2 separate regions of the Homo sapiens genome follow, and region 1 is linked to region 2. Evidence: read pairs that join two places in POLR2A ChIA-PET (ENCODE). Cell type or tissue: HepG2. All regions are shown on one strand. Each heading gives the region's core, and the rest is flanking DNA. Links, peaks and the distances in the headings are about the cores only.

Region 1 (9,750 bases), core at 3,093-7,092, 68 kb before region 2:
CTATATGTCTTGAAGCAGAATGATTAAGTATATTAAGTTTAAAAAGTGCATACCTAAGTATTATTTCCTACTATTTATGTTTTAAAAAAAGAAGAAGACAAGGAAGGTATACATACATATATGCTTGTTTACAAATAGAATATGTCGCTCTGAAAGTATTCTCAAGAAATTGCCTCCGAGGAGAATTGGAGATGACAGGACAGGAGAGGGAAAGAGATTTTTCACTGTGTACCTTAAGGGCTGTTTGCATTAATATTTTAAAAAGATTTTTGAATACATGTAAATATTGCCTTTAAAAATATTTTTAAAGAGTGTTAACCTATGTAAGTTCTATCTTTTTTTTTTTTTTTTTTTTTGAGATGGAGTTTCACTCTTGTTGCTCAGGCTGGAGTGCAATGGTGCAATCTCGGCTCACCGCAACCTCCACCTCCTGGGTTCAAGCGATTCTTCTGCCTCAGCCTTCCGAGTAGCTGGGATTACAGGCATGTGCCACCACGCCTGGCTAATTTTGTATTTTTGGTAGAGACAGGGTTTCTCCATGTTGGTCAGGCTGGTCTTGAACTCTTAACCTCAGGTGATCTGCCTGCCTTGGCCTCCCAAAGTGCTGGGATTACAGGCATGAGCCGCTGTGCCCGGCCAGTACTATCTTAAAAACATCTTTTTTAAAGAAGGAGAGAAGTAGAATGTGCTCAAACCCAGCAGCTGTCTTCTCTCTAACCATCTGTTGTCATGCACTATGGACAAAACCTGCCCTCCTGGTCTCATGTAATCCTCCTGCTTTAGCCTCCTGGGCACAAGGCTGAGCCCCGGCTAACTGGATCTGATCCACTGACCTACCGCACCCTATGTAGTCCTCACCCTGCACCCGCATCCTCACCATGGTCTGAGACCAGTATTTGTGGAATATGCCACATGGCCACAACTATTTTATTTTATTTATTTATTTCTTTTTGAGACAAGAGTCTTGCTCTGTCACCCAGGCTGGGATGCAGTGGCAAAATCTTGTCTCACTGCAACCTCCACCTTCGTGGTTCAAGTGATTCTCATGCCTCAGCCTCCCAAGTAGCTGGGAATACAGGCGTGAGCCACCATGCCTGGCTAAGTTTTGTATTTTTCTTTCTTTCTTTCTTTCTTTCTTTCTTTTTAAGTAGAGATGGGGTTTCACCATGTTGGCCAGGCTGGTCTCGAACTCCTGACCTTGAGTGATCTGCCAGCCTCAGTCTCCCTAAGTGCTGGGATTACAGGCTACCACGCCCGGCCAGCCACGACTATTTTATAAAGGGACCAATTTCATTTGCCAACTAGGAGCTTCTCCAAAAGTTAGGGCAGTCAGAAGTCCATTTTGGTGGACAGAATATCTTCAAAATTTGGGCCCAAGGTTGGCTCTCTGACATTGTTACAGCATAGTATGAGAGCACTTGGCTCAAAAATGGCACCAGCTGATGGCAAATTCTGATTCTTCACTTACTACCCATGTAACCTTGGCCAACTTTCTTACTTGCTCTGGGCCTCAGTTTTCCCATCTGTGAAGTGGGATCATAATAGTATAAACTGCATAGACTTGCTGCGGGAATTATTTGTGTTACTGCACACAAGTTACCCAAAGTAGGGCCTGGCATATAGTATGTGTTCAATAAATGCTAATGATTTATATGCTCTTGGGCTGGTTTTTTTTTTTTTTTTTTAAGAAAAACCTGTTAATGAGATCATCTAATAGTTTTAAGGATGAAAATAAAAATAGATTATTGGAATTTTCCCGGAAGGCAGGTTTTTTCTCATCTTTCATTCCCTGGGCATTTATTAGGTTGGTGCAAAAGCAATTGTGGTTTTTGCCATTAAAAGTAATGACAAACGTCACAATTGCTTTTGCACCAACCTAATACTAAATTTGAAAACCTCAGGGTCTGCTGCCCACTTAATTCTCATTGTGTGGCCCCATAATGTTATTATTATGATGATTATTATATTTTATTTTATTTTCGAGGCAAGGTCTCACTCTGTCGCCCAGGCTGGAGTGCAGTGGCACAGTCTCCGCTCCTGCAACTTCTGCCTCCTGGGTTCAAGCGATTCTCATGCCTTAGCCTCCCGAGTAGCTGGGATTACAGGAAAGCGCCAACACTCCTGGCTAATTTTTGTATTTTTAGCTGAGACGGGATTTCACCATGTTAGTTAGGCTGCCCATAATGTTTTGAAGGATGCAGAGTGTGAGTAAGAAAAGCAAATGATACCTCTCCTAGCAAAAGACATGCTCTCCATCTCTGTTGATCACTTCTTGCCCTACTTGGCATAAACTACCAGGCCTGTCCATAAGTTGGAGATTGTAAATCTTCCTGCCACAGCAGTGAGGGACACCATCTGCTTTCCTGGGTGCCTTTGGTCAAGGCTGAGCCCTACCCCAGCCTCCTTTAAGACAAGTCTCTGAGATGCCTGCTCCCCACCCCAGAGCCACACTGACCTCCTCCCTGTTCGTCCAGCATGCCCAGCATTTTCATGCCTCGCTCTGGCTTCAGGGCCTTTGCACTTGCTGTTCCCTCTGCCTGGAATGTTCTTCCCCCAGGCAGTCACATGGCTATGTCCCACATACATTCACGTCTCTGCTCAAATTTCATCTAAGCACAGCCTGTCCTGACTACTCTGTTGAACACAGCAGCCCCTATCAACTTTAACCCCTTAAGCTGCCTTGCTTTTCTTCAGATCCTTCATCTGACACGACATTAAAATTGCTATGTTGTTTATTGTCTGTTTCTCCCACAAGAAATAAGCTCTGTGAGATGCAGGATTGTCTTGTTCACTGATGTATCCTTAAAACCTGGAATAGTGCCTGGGACATACAGGCCTTCAATAAATATTTGTTGAATAAATATACAAATGAGTGAGTGAGTCAATAGACCATGTTTTCTGGGAATCTTAATCTCTGTCTTAGATTTAAGCTTCCCAATAAGAAACATACTCTTAGAGAGGGGCTACTCACCACTAGTTCATTTCTCACTGATCCTTTATAAGCAGCTTATAACTCCCTGCTGATAGGAACAGAGGGCACCTCATTCTGTGCCCCTAGATTTTGAGGACCTGAACATGAGACCATTTTCCCACCTAATTTAGAAAGTCTGTTTGCTACACTTTCTAGTTAAGGCCCAATTTCTCTTATACGTTTCACTGTCATGCCCCATATCCCTCTTTTTGGGAATTTTTCAGTTTTGTGTTTTCAGCATTTATTGCTCTCTGAAATAATGTCATTCAACAGCTTACTTGCTTATTTTCTCTTTCCAACCCATATGCAAATAAGAGCAGTAGTATTCGCAGTGCCTGCATGCCTGATTCGTAGTTGACACTCAGTAAATATCTGCTAGATGAGTGAATGAATGACTCTTCTTTATATGCTTCACATACAGGAAATATCACGTCTGGAAGAAAAGAATGAATCACTTGGCACTACACACTGTCTAAACCTGACCTTGGTGTGTTCTTTATGTAGAGAGTCTCATGGACATCCAATTAGTTGCTAATTAACATTCAATCAGCTCTGGGCCTCGGGAGGGGCCAAGCCTGAGGTTCAAGGGCAGGTGGGGCTTACTTGCCCAGTCTTCACTTTGATACTGGTCCCCTGACCTAGACATGCGGACCATGGACACAGAGGTCTGGCGAGTGCATTGACCAGAGCAGCAAGTCCATCCTGCAGCGTGGAAAAATCCAGCAAAGAACTCACTCACATTCTTAGCTCCATCATCCTACAGAAAAGATGAGCTAGACAATTCTAGAGCCAAAAAGAAATCCTAGAGGGATATGAGTTTGTCAGCTGTGCAGACACTTTTTACCTTCCCAGAAATCTCTCATACTTTCTTGCTAGACACACCTAGGAGGAGGGCCAGCACCCAAGGGGGTAGAGAAGAGCTGCCTGGTCCTCTAGCCCAGTGCAGTCCCGGGGGGGCAGCTCCCACCAAGCCGGGGCCACAGCCTGGCCTGGTCATGAGCACCAGAAACCACTGAGGCACAGGGCCATGACAGATTAGGAGCAAAGCCCTCAGTGTCGCCTGATTCTGACACCTGGATGGCTTTAAGGGCTCCTCCTGCTCGCCAGCCAGCGGGGCTTGGAGCCAGGATCCAACAGCGCGGCTGGAGTCGCCCGCGGCGAGAGAGCCCAGGCTGACTCCTTCAGTGGAGACAGCGTCCCCTTGCCGTCCCAGTCTCCGCCGCTCGGTTAGGCTGGATCCTCAGGGTCCCCTGCTCGCTCTCAACCCTCTCTCCGGCTCCAGGGACCCTAACCCTCAGCGACAGCCGCTCCGCAGGTGCTCGCCGGCGTGGCGAGAGCGCTGCACGGCACACGGTCACCGTCGAGGGCGGCGACGGCCGGGGGTGCCCCCGCCCGGCCCAGGCCTCCCCGTGGTCCCTTACCCATTTCCCGCCGGGCTCCTGCTCCGGCCTCCCGCGGGCCCGCGCGCCCCACGGCCCCGCGCCCAGGCGCCGGCTGGGGGCGGCGAGAGCTGCGGGGCCTCGGCTGCGCGCGCGGGGGGCTGGGCCAGTCCGGCTCTGCGCGCTCGCAGGAGGGACTCGGTTTCCGGGAGCGCAGGCGGGCGGGCGGCGGCGCAGGGCGGGGAGGGGCGGGCTGAGGCCGGGCCGGGGTTGGGGGTGGCGGGGGCGAAGCTGTGGGACTGGTCTGACCGCTGTGGCGCCGGGCTGGGCCGCCGGGCAGGCCGGGTACCTCCTGCGCGCCCCGCACGGCGCCGTCGTCTGGCCTGTGCGCTACCGGGCCGCAGGCTCTGCAAAGCCCTCCGGTTATTTTTCCAGTACCTGAACCGGAAACTGAGGCCCGCCCCAGATACGCGTGAGCCTTGACAGGGACTGTCTGGAGTCCCTACAAACCCCTTGTTCATTTACCATTCACTGGGCACAAGAAAAAGTTGCATTATTTGATTTCCAAATTTCACCTGTCTGTAACTGTTGGCTTACGGTGAACATTCACTAGTTGGTTTGGGGATTGGTGGCACAGAAGCAAATAGCTGTGATTTTACACTCAATCTATTTTAGCAAACATAAGCTCAGAACAGGTTGTCATTGGCGAGACGCTATTATTTTTCAATATCACCCTTGATGGCACTATCTGGTTTCTATTTCTGTAACTATGTAAGGCACCGTATAATGACATTTTGAGTTAAATGATTCCATATTTCCTGTATATTGTGAATAAAAGTTCTCCAGAAGGAATCTTCCAGTAAGCAGTTTGTAAACTGGAGAGGCACAACCTTTATTGTAAAACAAAGGTGCCCTTCCAAAGAACAAAGGGAAGGCTCGGGTTTCATAGCAAATGGTCCCACACAGGTTTCCTGTGCAAATGAAGGTTTGAAATTTGCTTAGTTCTGATTGCTTTACAAGGCCAACTTCTGATCGATCAATACATCTGAGTCCTGACTGGGTGATACAGCTGAGCCCTGATTGGCCAAGGCAGGTGAGCTCTGATTGGTTGGTTCAGGTGAGCTCTGAAAATCCCAGAAACAAGAAGGTGCTGGTTTCCAGAGAGCTCAGCATATGTGACCTTTAGTCAGCAAGTGACCACTTGGCTCTATTTTGAATTTAGACCAATACAGTCCAGTTATTTGACATGTAAAAACGGAAAAATAAAATAAAATAAAACAGATTTAGGCCGAGTTAGCCACTCAGGATCCATCTTGAAGAATTGGCTCTTGAAAGTTCACATTTATTCACAATATCTAGTGAACATTTTAGCTCCCCTAGGAATTGGCAACCTAGAGAGGTCCATTTCTTGATTTGATGCTGCTAAAATGAAGCTGACCAGGCTCTCTACAAGCAGCAACAACCATGATAACACCTAATATTTATTGAGTGCTAGGCAATAAGCTGTCCTAAAACATTTAATCCTCACGGCAACCCTATGAGTTAGGAAGCTTTACACCTCATGAGGAAACTGAGGCACAGAGAGGCTGAGTAACCTGATCAAGGACGCACGGACAGGCAATCAGGCAAGACCCAAAGACCATGCTCTAAATCAGCAGTCTGCAACCTTTTTGGCACCAGGGAGGGACTGGTTTCTGTGGAAGGCAATTCTTCCACAGATAGGGGAGGTGGGAGTGGATGGTGTTTCAGGATGATTCAAGCACCTTACATTTATTGTGTGCACTTTATTTCTGTTATTATTACATTGTAATATATAATGAAATGATTTTATAACTCACCATAATGTAGAATCAGTGGGAGCACTAAGCTTGTTTTCCTGAAACTAGACAATCCCATCTAGGGGTGATAGGAGACGGCGACACATCATCAAGCACTAGATTCTCATAAGGAATGCACAACATAGATCCTTCGCACACACAGTTCACGATAGTGTTTGCACTCCCATGAGAATCTAATGCCGCAGCTGATCTGACAGGAGGTGGAGCTCAGGTGGTAATACAAGCAATGGGGAGTGCCTGTAAATGCAGATGAAGCTTTGCTCTCAATCCCCCACCCCCAACATGGTCCTAACAGGCCATGAACAGGGGATTGGGGACCCTTGCTCTAAATCAATGTGCAACACTACTGCTTAATCTTTTTAGATGGGGATCTGATGCTAGGTTTAATAATCCTATAACTTATTAGTTCATTTCTTCACTCTACAAATATTCACTTCAGTATTCACCTACTGTATATATGCCAAGCACTGGTTAAAACAATGAACTGAAAACTCCAAGAGCTTGCAGCTAGCAGGGAATATAAGCAGTAGTGTGAGGTACACTTGTAAATTGTAAACTTGGGAGGCTGAGTGGGATGTCTTTGAGGGGGGAAATCCTGAAGGAGGGAGCCACAAAGAACAGAAGCCCAACAACTACATGCAAACTCCTTTAAACTCTTGGCAGATTCCTGAATGAACAATGCAAGGAGGAAGAATCTAGATAACCTGAAGGAGATCAATAGTGAGCAGAGATCTGAGCAGTTAGTTACCGTCTCTGGGAAAGTTCCACCATCTGAGAGGGACTTGGTTCTATTGTGCTTTCCACTGAAACCCTAGAATGACCACCCCTTAGCAGGAAAGACTGCATCCCAGCATTAAGGGATATACCCTAGAATTAGGGACAAAACCAAAAGAAATTCATCCAAACAAAGCACAAAACCAAATCTCCACAAAACCAAGGTGAGTTTTCAATAATTTAACTTACTGTTAGAACAAAACTTGACACTCTTCAAAGGAAAATAGAATGCAGAGCATCTACAATGTATCATTCACAATGTTCATCATATGACAAAAAATTATTAGACATTCAAAAAAGCAGGAAAATGTGAGCCATAGTCAAGAGAAAAAAATCAATCGAAATAGACCCACAGGTGACCAAGATATTGGGATCAAAAGACAAGGAATTAAAAAGAAAAACTATGATAAATATGGTTAAAAAACACTTTCAGCAAAATATAGATATAACGGGTAAAGAAACCAGGCATTTCAGCAGAAATATAACCATTTTTTAAATAAAGTGCCAAAAGGAATATAAATAAATCCACATCAATGAAGGCGATATCTGTATCTTTATTACCCCAGAATGAAGAGACATCCCAACTTTTGCCCTCCAGGGGGAAGCCTGGGCAGGTTTGCCAACAGCCCCTGTGTAAGTTCAGGGCCTCCTAATATTAGGGTCCCTTTTTTTTTTTTTTTTTTTTAAGACGGAGTCTCGCTCTGTCACCCAGGCTGGAGTGCAGTGGCACCATCTCGGCTCACTGCAACCTCTGCCTCCCAGGTTCAAGTGATTCCCTTGCCTCAGCCTCCCAAGTAGCTACGATTACAGGTGCACGCCACCATGCCTGGCTAATTTTTTGTATTTTTAGTAGAGACGGGGTTTCACCGTGTTAGCCAGGATGGTCTCAATCTCCTGACCTCGTGATCCGCCCGCCTCGGCCTCCCAAAGTGCTGGGATGACAGGCGTGAGCCGCCGCGCCCGACCAGGGTCCCTTTTCGTAATGTGCTTCACTATGTGTTCAGGTAACATATGGAGCTCATCACAAGTCCCTGTAGAAAGTGGGGCTCAAGGCCGGGCGTGGTGGCGGGCGCCTGTAATCCCAGCTACTCTGGAGGCTGAGGCAGGAGAATTGTTTGAACCCGGGAAGTGGAGCTTGCATTGAGCCGAGATCGCGCCTTTGCACTCCAGCCTGGGCGACACAGCGAGACTCTGTCTCAAAAAAAAAAGAAAAAAAAAAGTGGGGCTCAAGGAGTCTGTGTATTACTGCTGCTGTGAGTAATAAATTGTCTTCCACCATCTTCTATTAGAATCTATGAAATTGTGATGGGTTATCTAGTTAGCTTGCAAGCAGAATAAAAACTCAGACCCTTTCACAGTTACTGACTTAACAGAGATAAAGATAAAACTCTTAAAAGCAACCAAATAAAAAAATGTACATTGCATACAGGAATGACGGATAATTTTTCATCAGAAACCATGTAGGCCAGAGGACAAAATGTTGTTTTGTTTGTTTGTTTGTTTGAGATGGAGTCTTGCTCTGTCTCCCAGGCTGGAGTGCAGTGGTGCAAGCTCGGCTCACTACAACCTCTGCCTCCCAGGTTCAAGTGATTACCTTGCCTCAGCCTCCCAAGTAGCTACGATTACAGGTGCACGCCACCATGCCTGGCTAATTTTCATATTTTTGATAGAGACAGGGTTTCGCCATGCTGTTAGGCTGCTCTCGGACTCCTGGCCTCAAGTGATCCCCCGGCCTCGGCCTCCCAAAGTGCTGGGATTACAGGCGTAAGCCACCAGGCCGAGCCAGAATGGAATATCATCTTTAAAGTGCTAAAAGGAAAAAAGCTAGCAACTTACAGTGACTTTATCCCCTAAAAAATTTGTAAATAGGAAGTAAGACATCTTCAAATAAATAAAATCCGACAGTATTATATGAAAAGTAAATAAATTATTCAAGATAAAGGGAATGATATTAAATAAAAATTATAATCTACAGTGAAGCAATGAAGAGCAGTGGGAATGATAAATATATGGATAAATATAAAATACTTTTTCACGTTTGTATTAAGTTATTTAAAAGTTCATTGACTAAAGCAAAAATAGTAAGATTTTGGGAGATTTGTGGCATTTATAGAAGCAAGATGTATAACAAGAAAAGCACAAAGCACAGAAGGGGAAGAAAAATGGAAGTACATTGTAAGATTTTTATGTTGTGTATGATATTTTATAATATTAATTCAGACTAAAATCCAGTAGAAGATATAAAAATTATCACTGAAAAATAGCTTACCCAAGAGAGGTCAGGGAAGTAAGAAAAAATTAAGAAGAGGGAGGACACATAAAACAAATAGCAAGATAGAAAATGTATCAATAATTACACTAAATACCCTAAATAAAAGATAGACCTGTCAAATAGGCTAAGAAAACAAGACCCAACTATACTGTGTTTACAAGACACACGTTAAATATAAAAACCCAGACTAGTTGAAAGTAAAAGTATAGGGAAAATATACTATATAATATGAATTTTAGACAAAGTAGGCTTTAATACAAGCAAATTACCAGAAATAAAAAAGGTCATATTAAAATGACAAAAGGATCAATTTATCAAGAAGACATAACAAGCCGGGCACGGTGGCTCATGCCTGTAATTCCAGCATTTTGGGAGGCCAAAGCGAGTGGATCACCTGGGGTCAGGAGTTCAAGACCAGCCTGACCAACATGGTGAAACCCTGTCTCTACTAAAAATACAAAAATCAGCTGCGTGCAGTGGCACACGCCTGTAATCACAGCTACTCAGGAGGCTGAG
Region 2 (9,750 bases), core at 2,439-6,438:
AGAAGAATGTGAGAGTGTTGGCTCAACTTTCCACCATGGGGATAAAGGTACACAAATTGCGTAGTGCCCCAGCATGGCCGGGGAGCAGGAGGGGAAACCACTCTACAAAGAGCTCTGGCTTATCCCTACTGACATACACAGACCATTTCTGGTTCCTACACCTCAGAAGACATGGAAGAGGTAGTACAGATGGTGGCTTGGCTACTCAATGTCTCTCTTAGCACCCACCCAACTCATTCCTGCAGTGCTTGGAAAGCTAAAACCCACATTTCTCAGACTCTCTCACAGCAAGAGTTCCAGATGTGACTTCAATTCTGCCAAGCAGATGCATTCTTGGCAGACTGACATTTGGAATACATTATTTAAATAGAGCCATCTATTTTCTTTTTTCTTTTTTTTTTTTTCAGACGAAGTCTCACTCTTGTCCTCCATGCTGGCATGCAATAGCGCAATCTTGGCTCACTGCAACCTTTGCCTCCCAGGTTCAAGGGCTTCTCCTGCCTCAGCCCCTCCGAGTAGCTGGGATTATAGGCATCTGCCACCATGCCCGGCTCATTTTTGTATTTTTAGTAGAGACAGGGTTTCACCATGTTGGCCAGGCTGGTCTAGAACTCCCGACCTCAGGTGATCCACCCACCTCGGCCTCCCAAAGTGCTGGGATTACAGGCGTGAGCCACCACGCCTGACCTAGAGCCATCTATTTCCTTACTGCATATTTTAGCAAGCACAGCATGCTTCAGGAGGTAACTTTCTGATCTCCGGATTATAGGTAAAGCCGTATTTTTCTGGAGCCAACAGCTGTGTGATCCCTGCACTGGGCCCCAGTGCCGTGTTGCTGGAGCCAGCAGTGTAGCAGCATTTTCCTGATTGTGACAGAGATGATGGCTCTCCAGCAAGCCAGTTTTACAGTGTCCCTCTGGGAATTATTCCTGGATGTCCAGTCAAAAGCCCATTCCTGTGGTCCTCCAGCTGACTCTGTAAGAACCAAATTCTTTATATGGAAACATTTTCCCATTAAACTAGCTAGGGTACTTCCTATAGTCTTTCACTGAATCCCAACAAATTAACCAACATTTCACCCTTTTGCATACCTCTCTGCTTGTGCGCGTTCTTGGCTGTGTCTAAAAATCCCCTTGCCCTTACTCTGCCTGGATAACTCTTCCCTTTACCTCAACAGTTGGCCCAAACATCTCCTCTTCTTTGAAGACTGTACTGCCTATTTAGTATAGGATTTAAAGTTAGTTATTGCTCCTCTTCATTCCCATAGTCTACATTTTTCTCCCTTTCCCTCTTCCTCCCCCTCTTCCTCCCTTCCTTCTTCCCTTCCTTTTCTTTTCCTTTCTTCTTTCTTCCCTTTCTTCCTTTCATTCTTTCTCCCTTTTTTCATGTATTCATTTAACACACATTTATTGAGTATCCAGTACAAGTCAGTCACTGGAGATACAAACACACAGGGCACAGTTCTGCCCTTGAACTACCTACAGATTCATGGAAGAGGCTCACAATTAACATGCCATTTGGCAAGTGTTATGCTGGGGGCGATCCAGTGTCTCGTGGCTGCTGAGAAAAAGCTGCAGAGCTACACATGGTTTCCAAGAGGGGTTGAGTTTTCAGCTGATCTCTGAAATGTGAGAAAATTAACCAGGGAAGTAGAAGAGGAAGGATTTTCCAAACAGAAGTTGAGATACAAGTTCTGTGCAAAGACAGAACTTGTGAGAGATGACAGCATCCTGGAGAATCTTTAAGAACCTCATAATCATAATGGCTGTTATTAAATTTGCTGCATGTACAAGAATCCGGAAGGGCAATGGAGAAATGACCTGAAGATTGGCAAGGCCCAGAATCTGAGGAGCCTTTTCTGTGCTACAAACATGTGGGGAGCCATTGAAGAAAAGGCAGGGTGCCATCCCTATGTAGCAATGTGGACCTGCTTTAGAACAAAGCAAGACTGGGAATTCCCATTTGGGAGCCCCTCTGTCTCGCAAGAGAGAGCCATTCTCCTTTCTCTTCCTTTTTCCTATTAAACCTCTGCTCCTAAACAAAACAAAACAAAAAAAAAATGGAGGCAAGACTTTGTGGTAAGGAGACTAGCTGGGAGGTTGTTCAGTGACCTACAGATAAGGAGACAAGAGTCTAACCCACAGTGCTGACCGTGAGGATGGAGAGAAAACCCTAGAAATGTTTAGGAGGTAGACTCAATAGGACCTAGTAACTACTAAATATGGGAAGTGACTATTGAATGTAGAAGGGATCAAGGGTATTATTATTTAAAGGCTTAGATAACTGGCGGGCAGCAATAGCATCATTCATTGAGAAAGATGATACAAGAGGTGGAGGAACAGATTGATTCTAAGGGTAGTCAGGGAGACGGTTAATTCCATTTGAGTTGTGTTGTGTTTGAGATGCAGATGGGATGCTAAATGGAGTGTCCAGTTGGAAACTGGATGTACAAACCTGGAAGCTAGAAGAGAAAAATGCACTAAAGATAAAGATCTGTCAGTTATGGTTGAAGCTTGGAGATGCCTGAAGGAGAGAATGTGGAGTAAAGGGAAACCCAACATTTACATTATTTTGTAGCGTCATTCAAAAAAATTATCTCTTCTTCCTGCTGGGTGAATTATAACATTATTTTTATCTTTAAGTCTCCATTTTTTACAATAGTGTCTTGAATATAATGAGAGCTCAAAAGGTGGGAATAAATGAGGTATCAATGAATTAATTTGGTCATTTTAAAAAGGAAAAACTTTAACTGTAACTAGAAAATAATATCTTCCTCTTGATCTCAAGAAGAGGCACATGTTAGGAGAGAATCAGGAAAGTGGACTGTAGGATATGTGATAAAGAAAAAACACACAAGGAGGGCACCAATCTGAGCCTGAGTGGCATTTCCAATGCAGTGGCCAATCAGAGCATCAGAGAGAATCACAGGAGCCCAGATACTGACCTTGAGGCCACTTGGAATGAGGACTCTTTCCCAAATGCCCCCACTTCTCACCCTTCCCAAATGCCCCCACTTCTCACCCCAGTCGGTTATAGCTCTATCCCCTCAGCATTGTTCCTGGTCTTCCTCTAATGTTATTTGGAGATGTATTAAGAATGTACATGTCTTATGTTTACTAACCATGAGTGAAATAAAACTTCCCTTTCTTTGCCCTAAAAAAGTCTCCTCCAAGCTTCAATGAGTGTCATGTCTGAAGTGCTAGCCACTTCCCTTTGCTCAACCTGAGAATGCCATTCCTCTCTGAGCTGCATGCAAAGGGCCTCAAAGGCTTCCTCCAACCCTGATACAGCAAGTGTCTGCTTTGCTTTCCAGTGGTTCCCTGACCCATGGAGTCTGTGGGCAGGAGTTGCAATTGTCTGTTGCTGGCCCTGAGGTCATGCAGGTAGGAGAGATCTTGCACTGGTCACAGCTTTCCCTAAGGGGCCACAATGGGAATGAGTTGCTGTGAGAAACCCTGGCAGTGCTGCAAAATTACATGCATCACAGTGATGATTTGCAAAGCCCAGTGTGCTTTCCTCCATCTGCTATTCAGTAGAGCTATTTATTCTAGCAAGCATTAATACAATAAAATCTATCTAGGGTTACTGTCAACACAACTCCCACAGCACTCTCCATTTCCTTTGGAGAACACAATTTGTAGCAAACCTCCACTTTCTCTGCTCACCTTCACTGTTCATCTAATAGCAGATATTTTTTCTGCACAGCCTGTATCACTATCCAAATTTATATTGAGTATGTATTTGCTCAGGCATTTATTCTCTGTCTCCTACCGCTAGAATGTAAATTCCTTACTATGTGTTATTCACAGATGCATCTCAACGCCCAAAACAGTATCATGCACAGAGCAGGTGCTTGATAGTTACTTTTTAAATGAATAAACCTATCTATTTTTTTCCATTCTCTTTTCTAACTGTTTTCTCAATTTGTGCCTTGGCGGAGACCTGGCTATCCTCTGGGACCATGTTTGCCCTGCATCTTTCTCAAGGAGAAGAAGCTCATGCCCCTACCATCTGGATATCACAGGGCCAGCATGGGGTCATCTCTCTACTGACATTTTCAGATTGTGACTTCTCCAGCCTTTGTAAAACAAAACAAAAACAAAAACAAACAAAAGCATCAGTCCTTTAACGTTTTTACCATCCTATATCTCTCTTTGTAGCTTTCAGCTACTGACTGCCTAGTCATTCTCCCCTATTTATTAAATATTTGTCACTGGAACCTAGCTCTCTTCTTTGTCCTAATCCCCAAGGGGTCTTAATGTCCATTTGGATGACTAACACCATGACCTTTCTGTAAAAATTACTATACTACCCTCTGACCACAACCGATAGCAGTCTTGTTCTCTCTCTCTCTCTTTCTCATTCTTCATTATTCCCATTGCTCAGGCATTTCAACCACACAGAAACCTTCCATCCTTTAACCTGCTCAAATTTGCTCTACCACCTCCTCCTTGGAGGTCTTCACTTCCTTCAGTTGCTCACTTGGACCATTCTTTCATCAATATTCTCCACTGTTTGGCTCCTTTGCCCTCCCATTGCACTGTGTGGAAAGCTCTGGATCTGTCCAAGGTCCACCCTCCCAGACTAACCCAAAGCCACTGCCCCACACTGATGATATCCAAAACTAACTGGCCCCATGTTTGCTTAGCAAACCTTTCATGTTTCTATAATGAGCTGGCTGACCCATCTCCACAGAAAATATTTCCAGCCTACTCCACTGACTTCAATCTCCTAGCCCATCTCCTTTTTCCTCACTTATAGCAAAGTAATAGAAGCTAGGAGAAGGACACTTTCTCAGTTCCCCATTAGCCCACATTAAAACCTATTGAAACTTTCTTTATGCTTTCTCTCTTCTCTCTCATTCAATAGAAGCAGGAGCCCACTCTTACCCAAGGCCAGTCCCTCTGCATTTGCTTTGTGTCCCATTCAGGCTCCTCAAGGCTCTCACATCATCAGTCATCCTCAGTCACTTAGTCATACCTCAGTGTGCCTGGCTCTGTGCTAAGGGCTTGGAGTGCATGAGTGAACCCAGTCTTCCCCATAGAAGCCTGTGAAGTGGTGGTTCTTATTACTGTTACACCCACTTTACTTAACCATGTTTACACAAAGGGGAAGAAAAATGCTCTATATTCTTTATCCCACTATTATTAAATGAAACTGCTTTTCGTTCTTATTTCATTTCGGCTGAGAAAATCTTAAGAGCCCAAAGGCCTGAGCTGTTGCTTATCATACAAATAATATCGCTTATAGTGCTTCTAGTCTTCAGAATTAACAAACAAACAAAAAGTTCTCTGATACAGGTGCCCCCACTCCCTCACAGCTTCAGTGGTTTTGCAACATAAACTTTTTCAAAGAATTCATCTGGGAGGCATTAAACTGAGAACAGCCGCAAGACTAGCACTTTTTTTCTGTGCATTATAAAGACCTGTACAAATACCCACTGCTGTCACCAACTTTTCTGTTTTTCTTTTTTTTTTTTTTTTTTTTTTGAGACGGAGTTTCATCCTATTGCCCAGCTGGAGTGCAGTGGCACGATCTCGGCTCAAACTTCGCCTCCCAGGTTCAAGTGATTCTTAAGCCTCAGCCTCCCGAGTAGTTGGGATTACAGGAACATGACACCAAGCCCTGTTAATTTTTGTATATTTAGTAGACACAGTGTTTTGCCATGTTGGCCAGGCTAGTCTCGAGCTCCTGACCTCGTGATCCACCCGCCTTGGCCTCCCGAAGTGCTGGGGTTACAGGCATGAGCCACTGCACCTGGCTGCCATCTCCAACTTTTCTGTTCCTAGTTAAAATAAATATGTCATTGCAAAGATTTGAACAAAAGAGGGATATATTATGAACGTACATTCCTTATGTTTATTAATCAGTGTAAGACACTGAAGATTTCAGAAAATGTTTCAAAGTACTGTAGAAACAACCCTGAAAATGAAACCTGTAATTTGTTATCTTAATTGGCAACTTGTTGCTGTTCTGATTTTAAAACATGCCCATGAATTCTTTGAGACTTTTCTCATTAAGAAGTGGAGTATGATTTTCCTCCCTTTGAATGCAGACTGACATTAGTGAATAGAACGAGGCAAAAGTTATGCTGAATGACTTCTGAAGCGAAGTCATCAAAAGTTATATAGTTTCTGCCTGACTCTCTCTCTCTCCTAGCCCTTACTCTTGAAACCCAGTTGCCATATTGTGGGGAAGCCCAGGTGTCATGAAGAGGCCAAGCAAAGGTGGTTTGGCCAACAGTCCCGCTGAGGTCCCAGCAGAGATCCAGCATCAATCTCCAGACCTGTGAGTAAGGCAGTCATCTGACCAGTCCAGTTCCCACCCTTAGACTCCTCTCAGTTGATGTTGAGTGGAGTGAAGACAAGATGTCCCTATGTCCCCACTGAATCCTGCCCAATTACAGAGTCACAAAGGAGAATAGGTATTTTCTTTTGTAAAAAAAAAAAAGTTATTTCTTATGGAGCGGTTTATGAATTTGCATGCCATCCTTGTGCAGGGGCCATGCTAAACCTCTCTGTATTGTTCCAATTTTAGTATATGTGCTGCCGAAGCGAGCGCAGATTAAATGATTTCTATTTTTAAGCCATTAAGTTTAAGGGTGGTTTATTCCACAGCAATAGATACATGAAACATAGATAAATAGATAAATGGAAATAATACTGAAAAAGTATTTTCATATTTTGAATGATATAAATTTTTAATGGTATAAATACTGAAAAGATTTATTGCTAATTCTAAAGAAGGTAACTGACACTTTTTTTTTTTGAGACAGAGTTTTGCTCTTGTTGTCCAGGTTGGAGTGCAATGGCATGATCTCGGCTCACTGCAATCTCCACCTGCCCAGCTCAAGTAATTCTCCTGCCTCAGCCTCCTGAGTAGCTGTGATTACAGGCATGTGCCAACGTGCCCACCTAATTTTGTATTTTTAGTAGAGACAGGGTTTCTCCATGTTGGTCAGGCTGGTCTCGAAATCCCCACCTCAGATGATCTGCCCACCTCGGCCTCCCACAGTGCTGGGATTACAGGTGTGAGCCACCGTGCCCAGCCTTTTTTTTTTTTTTTTTTTTTTTTGAGATGGTGTCTTGCTCTGTCACCCAGGCTGGGGTGCAGTGGCATGATCTCAGCTCACTACAACCTCTGCCTCCTGGGTTCAAGTGATTCTCCTGCATCTGCCTCCCTAGTAGCTGGGACTACAGGTGCATGCCACCATACACAGCTAACTTTTTATTTTTAATAGAGACGGGGTTTCACCAACATGGCCAGGCTGGTCTCGAACTCCTGACCTCAGGTGACCAGACCGCCTCAGCCTCCCAAAGTGCTGGGATTACAGGTGTGATCCACTGCGCCCAGCCAGACACTGACATTTTTCTTTGCTCCCGGATTCATTAGAAAATAAGAAAAGCATGACTCTCCTACACTTATAATTTTTTCAGTAATTTGAGTACATCAATTTCATTCTATTTTCTCTGATGAGAAATAACAGAGTGGAAATTTGAATCCAGGCAGGTTTGCTCGAGAGCTCATGCATGTACTCATACTGTAACCTCGCCCTGTTTTTTCCAACCTGTCCTTCACTGGCTCCTTCCTTCCTATCAGCTTTCACACTTGTTTAAACCTGCCACATCTTGACAGTTTCTTTCCTTAGCCCCATGACTCCCTCTAGCTACACCCTTCTCTTTCTCCTCCCCTTCACAGCCAAAGTTATTAAAATAATTCTCCCTACTCACTGTCTCTGTGTTCTCACTTTCCACTCACTCCTGAAGACCCTTCATCTTCACTTTTGCACAATCACTCTTCTGAAGGCACTCTGGAGTTTTTAGCTCCTAGATCCAGTGGACACTTTTCAAACTTTTCTGGACTTGATCTACTGTTAGCATCCGACACTGCTGGCTCTCGCCCTAAAGCCCTCTTATATAGACTTCCATGATTCCACTTCTCCTGATTTTCCTTCTGCCTCTCCAGGCCTCTCCTTCTAAACCTCCATAGAAGGCTTTTCATCTTCTGCCTGCCTCTCAAATATCTCTCTCTCCTGGGCCATCTCCTCTCTTAAACTAACCTCTCTCTTCATTTCATTCACCTCATAAGTTCATCTTCTTTGTGCTGAAAACTCTGAAATTTATATCTCCATTCCAAATTTCTCTCCTGCACTCCATATCTGCATATGTAACTGCCCACTGAAATCCTTTACCTGGATGCTCACATACACCTCAAAATTCAACATAGGCAAAAGCAGAGCTTATGATTTCCACACTCTCTGCTCCCAAACTACCACTTTCTTTTCCAGCATTGCTTATGTCAGTGAATAGAATCACCACCCATCAATAGAACCACCACTCATTAGTAGAGACACCTACCAATAGACACCAAAACAAGAAACCTTCACAATGACTCTCTCACTCTGCCTACAATAAACCACCAAAATCTATTAACTCTACCTCCCAAAGATGCCTTAAATCTATTAACTTCTCTCAAATCTCCTGCAGTTGAGAGATGATGAGTGTCTAACAATTCTTGAAGGAAACCACTTGAGTGGCTGTGCCAATAATCCATGCTCCAGTTGGCAGCCAGAAGCAACTATTTTAGGAGGTCAATCTGATCGTGTCACTCCCCTGCTTGAAATCATCCATGGTGACTCCATATTGCCCTCCTGATAAAGACCCGGCTTGTAGCTTGCCTTAATGGATTTCCTGATCTGGCTGTGCTCTTTGCTTTAACAACTTGTGGCTCCTTGGAGTGGATTAGCAACAGGCTGCCTGTTCTGATTTTATTCCCATCAGTTAGAAAGTTATTAGAAATGCTGGCCTTTTTTTTTTTTTAGTACAAGGCACTTTATAGCCAACTGTCATAATATTGTTATAGTAAATATTCAATTCTATGATATCAACATGTGAGTGGTGCCCTCTAGAGTTACACAGTGGAAACCCTGCATTTCTATATAAGGTGGCCCAATCATTTCATGTTCATTTATGAGAACAATCACGTGCTACATAATGAAGTTTCACTCAACGATGAACTGTCTACACAACGGTGGCCCTGTAAGATTATAATATCATATTTTTACTATATTTTTCTATGCTTGCATATGTTTAAATATACACATCATTACCATCATGTTACAGTTGCCTGCAGTATTCAGTACAGTCACATGTTGTACGGGATTATAGCCTAGGGGCAAGAGGTTATACCATATAGTCTAGGTGTGTAGTAGGCTGTACCATCTAGGTTTGTGTAAGTACACTCTGTGATATTCACACAACAAAATCGCCTAATGACACATTTCTTAGACTGTATCTCTGTCCTTTTGTGAGGCAAGACTCTATCTAGAAATAAAAATGCCAAGGCCCCATCCCCTTAGGAGCTCACAGTCTGGTGCCATATAAGAACACCGATAAAGGGGTAAATGTCTACCTACTGCCAGCAGGGTGTGCAGGGAGTAGGAATGGGCTCTGCCACACCTATATTCTCTTGTCAGGATCTCTTCAGAGCAAGAGCTCCCATCCCTTTGGTCAAGTGATTGTCCAGGCCCAGAAGGTACCATCTATATGGTACAACAAAGCTGTACCAAAGGACAACACCTTATGGAAGAGGACCCAACCTCCAGAACAGGGAAGGAAGCATCATCTACCTTGAACACTCACCCCCAAAAAACATATTCTTAACTCCATACTAGACAGCCCTGGGCAAAGCATCTCCCACCCCTACTGGATTCCAAACCTTTGGTGTCTCTGTCTCTTGTGTTAGGAGGGG

The links. Peaks named below come from ENCODE experiments on the same cell type or tissue, not always from the same donor. Only the 100,000 strongest peaks of a DNase experiment are listed, where the experiment ranks them.
Region 1: POLR2A ChIA-PET joins it to region 2 with 10 read pairs; 4 of 35 experiments call an interaction of 5 or more read pairs at or near these places.

Annotation. Positions count from the first base shown.
Region 1 is chr2:113,152,178-113,161,927 of GRCh38, reverse strand. No RefSeq gene overlaps it. Among named protein-coding and RNA genes, the nearest start is that of PSD4, 17 kb to the left of the region's middle. RefSeq lists a silencer at 4,337-4,866. In HepG2, for the core only: no CTCF peak of the experiment used is centred there; a DNase peak (open chromatin) is centred at 5,397; H3K4me3 peaks cover 1,753 bases.
Region 2 is chr2:113,083,616-113,093,365 of GRCh38, reverse strand. It overlaps the pseudogene RNU6-1180P. Among named protein-coding and RNA genes, the nearest start is that of IL1F10, 21 kb to the right of the region's middle. RefSeq lists an enhancer at 4,480-4,774. In HepG2, for the core only: no CTCF peak of the experiment used is centred there; a DNase peak (open chromatin) is centred at 4,615.